2 separate regions of the Homo sapiens genome follow, and region 2 is linked to region 1. A link is a loop called in an ENCODE intact Hi-C map of the cell type or tissue named here. Cell type or tissue: MCF 10A. All regions are shown on one strand. Links, peaks and the distances in the headings refer to the core of each region. The heading gives the core; the rest is flanking DNA. Region 1 overlaps RTN4 (reticulon 4). Region 2 overlaps EML6 (EMAP like 6).

Region 1 (2,926 bases), core at 110-2,609:
TTTGGTGGGTTTTTTTTTGGGGGGGGGGGAGGGTGTAGGGGGGGTGGTATCTAACTGGCAAGATTTCAGACAGTAGAAAGTTATATTTTAGATTTTAGAACAGGCAGCACTAGGCAAGGTGTTAAGTCCACCCCAGCCAGCTCTTATTCTAAGACATTCTTCCTTTTCCATTTCTTTCTTTCCTCTACTTCTGCACCCAGGAAAAACTCAGGTTTTTGTTTTGCTTCGTTTTTCTTTACAACATTTAGAGATGCAAGGGAAAGAGGGTGGGAAAGCAGCAATCATTTGGATTGAAAATGCTACTCTGAAAGTTAGAGACTGCTTATGTACACTGCTCTTGAGAGCTAAAATAATTTATACTTTCCAGCCACAGAAAATAGGCATGTTTTTTAAAAAATAAGAAACAATTATAGCTACACAGTAGTTTTAAGCTTATTTCAAAATTTAACTATTCTGAGCTACACAAAGGTATGAAATTAACATGTTTCAATACTGAAAGGAGTTAATTTTTAAAACCCTACCATATGCTGTAATATAATGCCCTCTATGGACTAAATTACAGCACTTCAACATTACTGAATTAAATCTTAAGAACTGGAAAAAGATTTTAGTCTAGAAAATGAATGACAGTACAAGTTAAAATAGCAAAACAACGAGCATTTTAAAGTCTATAAAAAATTTAACATAAGGTACCAAAAATGAATACTAAAATTCATAAACTGAAAGTGACACTATTTATGAAAACTAATATGCTAACTTCTTACATTATAATCTAAAACATACAAATATTCTTAAACACCCAAAGCATTTTTAAAAATTTTTTATATAAAAATATGAAACACTTCACAAATTCTATGCGTCATTCTTGTGCAGGGGCTATGCTAATCTTCTCTGTATAATTCCAATTTTAGTATGTGCTGCTGAAGCAAGCATTTTTTTTTTTTTGGAGACAGAGTCTCGCTCTGTCACCAGGCTGGAATGCAGTGGCACGATCTTGGCTCACTGCAACCTCCACCTCCCGGGTTCAAGTGATTCTCCTGCCTAGCCTCCCAAGTGGCTGGGACTACAGGTGCGTGCCACCAAGCCCAGCTAATTTTTGTATTTTTAGTAGAGACGAGGATTCACCATGTTGGCCAGGATGGTCTGGATCTCCTGACCTCGTGATCTGCCCGCCTTAGCCTCCCAAAGTGCTGGGATTACAGACGTGAGCCACTGCACCTGGCCTCAAGCACGCATTTTTAAATTCTGAATTCAAGAATTAATAGTCACTAGGCCCTAAACAGATCTTCTTAAACTTTAATGTCTTCATTTAAGTATCCAGGTTTGGGGGGAATCTTTAAGGTCATTTCATAATGTTTATAGTAGTATGATTAAAGCATTTGTTTGATTTGGTACAAGATGTCAATATTCAAAATTGTTTATAAAAATTTTAAACTCATCTGTTAGTGCAAAACGATATTCACAGCTCGCTAAATTTCTCTGTCCAACTGAATTTATTCCACATAGTCAATTATAGATCATTCCACAGACTTGATCTTCCATCTGCAACACTAGATGGCACCAACACCCGTAGTCTACAGTTGATTGCCCAGTTCATGGAAGGCAATCTGGCAAACATTAACTTTCTGGCTTTTCCACAAGATTGCTGCCTGGCCCTAGGCAGCTAGATCAGAGTATGGGAATAGGAAAACAACTCTAACACCAAAAAAATACGTGGGGCAAAATAATCCCTAATCGGAATCCAAAATCAATTTTAAATAGATCAGAACTAAGTGTAAAATTAAAACTATAAGTAAATAAAAAATATATTTTCCTTTGTGAAAACTGAAAATGTCCACTGAAATGTAAACTAAAAATCTTTTAGAAAACTGAGGGAAAACTATAACACAAGAGTTTACATCCTTTATATGTAAAGAACTCTCATAAAATCAGGGAAAAAAATGAACACCTACATTTAAAAATGGGCAAAGAGTATGAACAAGCAAAAATCACAGAAGAAATACAAACTGCCAACATGTTCACATTCACTAATAATCAAAGATCAAAAAAGCAAGTACTACTTGCACCTATCAAACTGGTAAAGGGCTTTTAAAAAATACCTAGTACAGAATGTCCAGAAGAATATTTAAGGAACGAGTCATAGTAGATAACTCTAGGAAACAGCACTAGGCAGCTGGACAACAGAGAGAGAGGAAGAAGTGTGACTGTCACTGTACTTTCTGCATTTTGTATAATGTAAAAATATTATCTATCAAAAAATAAGCAATATGAATTGTTGGTGAAAGTAGAGAAATGGGTGTTTTCTTCTTCTGATAAAAGGGTAAAAATTAGTACAACTTTTCTGGTGGCCAATTTTTATACAAACCCTTATAAATGCTCATACCCACTAACCTAGGTTTTTATTTCAAATTGATTTATGGAAAATAATTCAGGGATATGTAAGACATATTTAAATATAAAGAGGTTAATAGCATTATTTATCAATAACAAAGGAACAATCTAAGGGTCCAACAATAGCAAAGTGACTGGTTAAACTATACCCATACTAAGGAACACTAAGTACAAAAAATCAGCAGCAAAATATTTAAAGACATGGAAATGTTTGCATTATATAAGACATTACTAAAGTTTTTAAAAGCTTATAAACAATATATAGAGTATGATTCCAATTTCATAAAACACTATTACATTCTTAAAAATACACATATGCGGCCAGGTGCGCTGGTTCATGCCTTTAATCCCAGCACTTTGGGAGGCCAAGGTGGGCAGATCACTTAAGGTCAGGAGTTCTGGACCAGCTTAGCCAACATGGTGAAACCCTGTCTCTACTAAAAATACAAAAATTAGCCAGGCACGGTGGCCCACACCTGTAATCCCAGCTACTCGGGAGGCTGAGGCACGAGAATCGCTTGAACCCAGGAGGCAG
Region 2 (2,926 bases), core at 248-2,747, 260 kb before region 1:
GAAGTGCAGAAATGTTCTATGTTTGTACTGTCCAGTGGTAGCCCACTAGTCACATTTGGCTACTGGCCACTTAAAATGTGGTTAGTGAAAGCTAAATTTTAAATTTTATTAGATTTTAATTAATTCAAAATTAAATGTAGTTAGTCACATGTAGCTAGTGGTTACCACAATGGATACCACAGTTCCAGAAACTTTATTGATTTACCTTTAAAATTTAGGTCTGTGATCCAATGGAAATGATTTTATGAGATGGTCATGATTAGCAATTTGTTTTTTAAATACAGATATACAGTTAACCCAGATCTATTATTGAAAAGATCATTTTTTAACCCATTGAACTAGTGGCAACCTTGTCATAAATCAGGCAGCCCTAATAAGTCTGTTTCTGGATTCCATTCTGATCCATTAGTCTTCATCCTTGCACTGACGCCACGCTGTTTTAATTACTGCAGTTTGAACTCTGAGAATATAACCTCTCTGACTTTGTGGTACTTCTTCAGAGTTGTCTTGAGTATTCTGCGTCCTTTGTATTTCTGTATCAGTTTTAGAATTGATCTGTCAATTTCCATTAAAAACCTGCTGATATTTTGATTGAGATTATATTGATTGTATAAATCACTTTGGAGAGAATTGACATCTTTATAATATTGAGTCTTCCAATCCATGAAAATGATATATCCCTCTACTTTGTTCTCTTAGTAATGGTTTATAATTTTCTGGAGGAAGTCTTATCCATCTTTTGATGTTCATCTCTACGTATTTGATGGGTTTTGATGCTATTGCAGATGGTATACTTTCAATGTTCATTTTCTAATTATTTTTGCTAGTATATAGAAATATAATTTTTTAGTTTTTTCGAGACAGGGTTTGGCTCTGTTACTCAGACTGGAGTGCAGTGGTGTGATCTCAGCTCACTGCACCCTCCACCTCCCAGGCTCAAGCGATCCTCCCACCTCAGCCTCTGAGTAGCTGGGACTACAGGTGCAGGCAACCACGCCTGGCTAATTTTTCTATTTTTAGTAGAGACGGAGTTTCATCATGTTGCCCAGGGTGGTTCTGCTTAGGTTTTTAACCTCTTAACCGCTGTTTTCTGCTTGGCTAAGAAAGCTCTTCCTTCTTGTATGTACTGGTTAGGAATCGGCAAATACCTTAAGGGGAAATTGTATGCAGAGGGTTGGACTTTCCTCTCTGCCATACCATTTTTAATTTGGATCTTGGCCCTCTTCCTTAAGTTTAGGCTGCCTTGGAAGCCCTGAATTCTAAGTTTTGTTTCTCTCATTCAGTGAGAATGCCGTGAGCGATAGGTGGCAGTTTCTGCTTACCCTCTGGGCTCTGCACTGCAAATTGGTAAATGCCCCAAGGAGGCAGAGTGGGTGAAATTTAGGGCTTACTTTAATGTTCAGGGCATTGCTCTTCTGTCAGGATCCCTGCCCCTAAAATTCCTCCTGCTTTGGTTTGTTCATCAGTGTCTTCAATCGACTGTGCTCTTTAATTTTATCTAGCTTTTATAGAAGTTCTCAATGGAAAGGTTGGTAGAATAAAATTCACTTTGTCCAACACAGAGTGGATGTCTAAATGTTAACATTTTAATGGATATTCATTCTGTTTCCTTTAATGTGCTTATGTTTTTATGTCTGTGAGCATGCTGTTTATACAAGTTTGGGTTTTGGTCCTGATTTTATATTGTCATACACAGCAGTTTCTTGAACCATTTCTCTTGTATTTGGGCAGTAGGGTGTTTCTTTTATTTTCCTTTTTAAAAAAATCTTTTTTTAAGTTTATATTTTCCTTTTTATAAATGATGTTCTCAGGAGCATTTTTTTCTACAAAAAGCCTTTTTTTTGATTTGGGGTTATTTTCTTAAAAGGTAGGATTTCTAATTTATTTTTGTTGTGGTTTTCTCTGATACTCTGGGTCATTATTCCTGGCATACTGAAATTTAACAATAATGTGGCTTTGTTTGGGTCTTCCATCCATTGATCTTGCCTTTTTTGGGCCTTTCAACCTACAAACTCCTGAGTCTCAGTTCTGGAATGTTTTCTTGCCTTCCTTTCCATTCTCTTTGCTCTTTCTTCTTCAAAGCTTTTTGGTAGTTTTGAGACCTCCTGGATCTGTAATTGTAATCCTATTTTCCTTATTATTATTGTTTTCTATTTTCTGGTAGATTTTTCTATTTTGTCATTCAAATCGGTTGAATTTTTATTTTTATATTTTATATTTTAAAATGCTTTTTAAAAATTTACTGAATTTTTCTTTTTTATACCTTCTTGTTTCAATATATTGCCATATTTTTTCTTTTTTCTGAGTATATTAATTATGTCCCTCCCTTATGTCTCCTTCCTTTTCTCTGTCACCTCAGCATTCCCTTTTTCTCCTGTATATTTGTATTGGTCTTTAACTTTTAGGTTCAAGGCTTTCATCAGATGTTGGGCAGGCTTTGGCTCTCTTTGTATTTAAGAGCAAGACCCCTGAAAGCAAATTGGGAGCTCTATATGAGGGGCAGTGTTGATGAGTGGTTTCACCATAGGGTGTTAAGGTGGTGCACCGCCTTTGCAATGGAGGATGCTGTAATACAATGTCAGGATGGAGGGGCATTTTCTCTTGTGTTGGTCAGTTTCCCCAGAAAGGAACCTCCAATCTCTTGCCTGGGGGTGACCGTGGGGTATGCAGTATACCTGGTGGCAAGTGTTCCAGGAGTAAAATGGAGAGAGGTTTTATGGTTCACAAGGCCGCCGACTCACTTAACTTCCTGTATGAGCTTTCCTCAGCTGGGCAGCCCCAGAGAGTAAATCTCCAGAGTTCTGCTGGGTGAGAGGAGGATTCTGGTGGACTCACTGTTCTTTACACAAGCTCTCAACTAGTCCTCCTACTTTCACCCCCTCCCTCCACTCCAGCCTTCAGGATATGTATCTGCAAGGCCCTGAGC

What was found. Hi-C counts contacts between places; a loop is a spot of excess contacts. Peaks named below come from ENCODE experiments on the same cell type or tissue, not always from the same donor. Only the 100,000 strongest peaks of a DNase experiment are listed, where the experiment ranks them.
Region 2: a loop joins it to region 1, with 6 times the contacts of the local background. A loop is called at or near these places in 3 of 110 quality-filtered maps.

What each region holds. Positions count from the first base shown.
Region 1 is chr2:55,013,591-55,016,516 of GRCh38, forward strand. The region is part of intron 3 of RTN4 (reticulon 4); the gene reads right to left. It also overlaps the pseudogene RNU6-433P. Among named protein-coding and RNA genes, the nearest start is that of RTN4, 35 kb to the right of the region's middle. In MCF 10A, for the core only: CTCF peaks have their summits at 475 and 1,547 (motif pointing right); a DNase peak (open chromatin) is centred at 1,581.
Region 2 is chr2:54,754,822-54,757,747 of GRCh38, forward strand. All of the region lies in intron 2 of EML6 (EMAP like 6), which reads left to right. Among named protein-coding and RNA genes, the nearest start is that of EML6-AS1, 5.2 kb to the left of the region's middle. RefSeq lists an enhancer at 891-960. In MCF 10A, for the core only: a CTCF peak has its summit at 1,301; no DNase peak of the experiment used is centred there.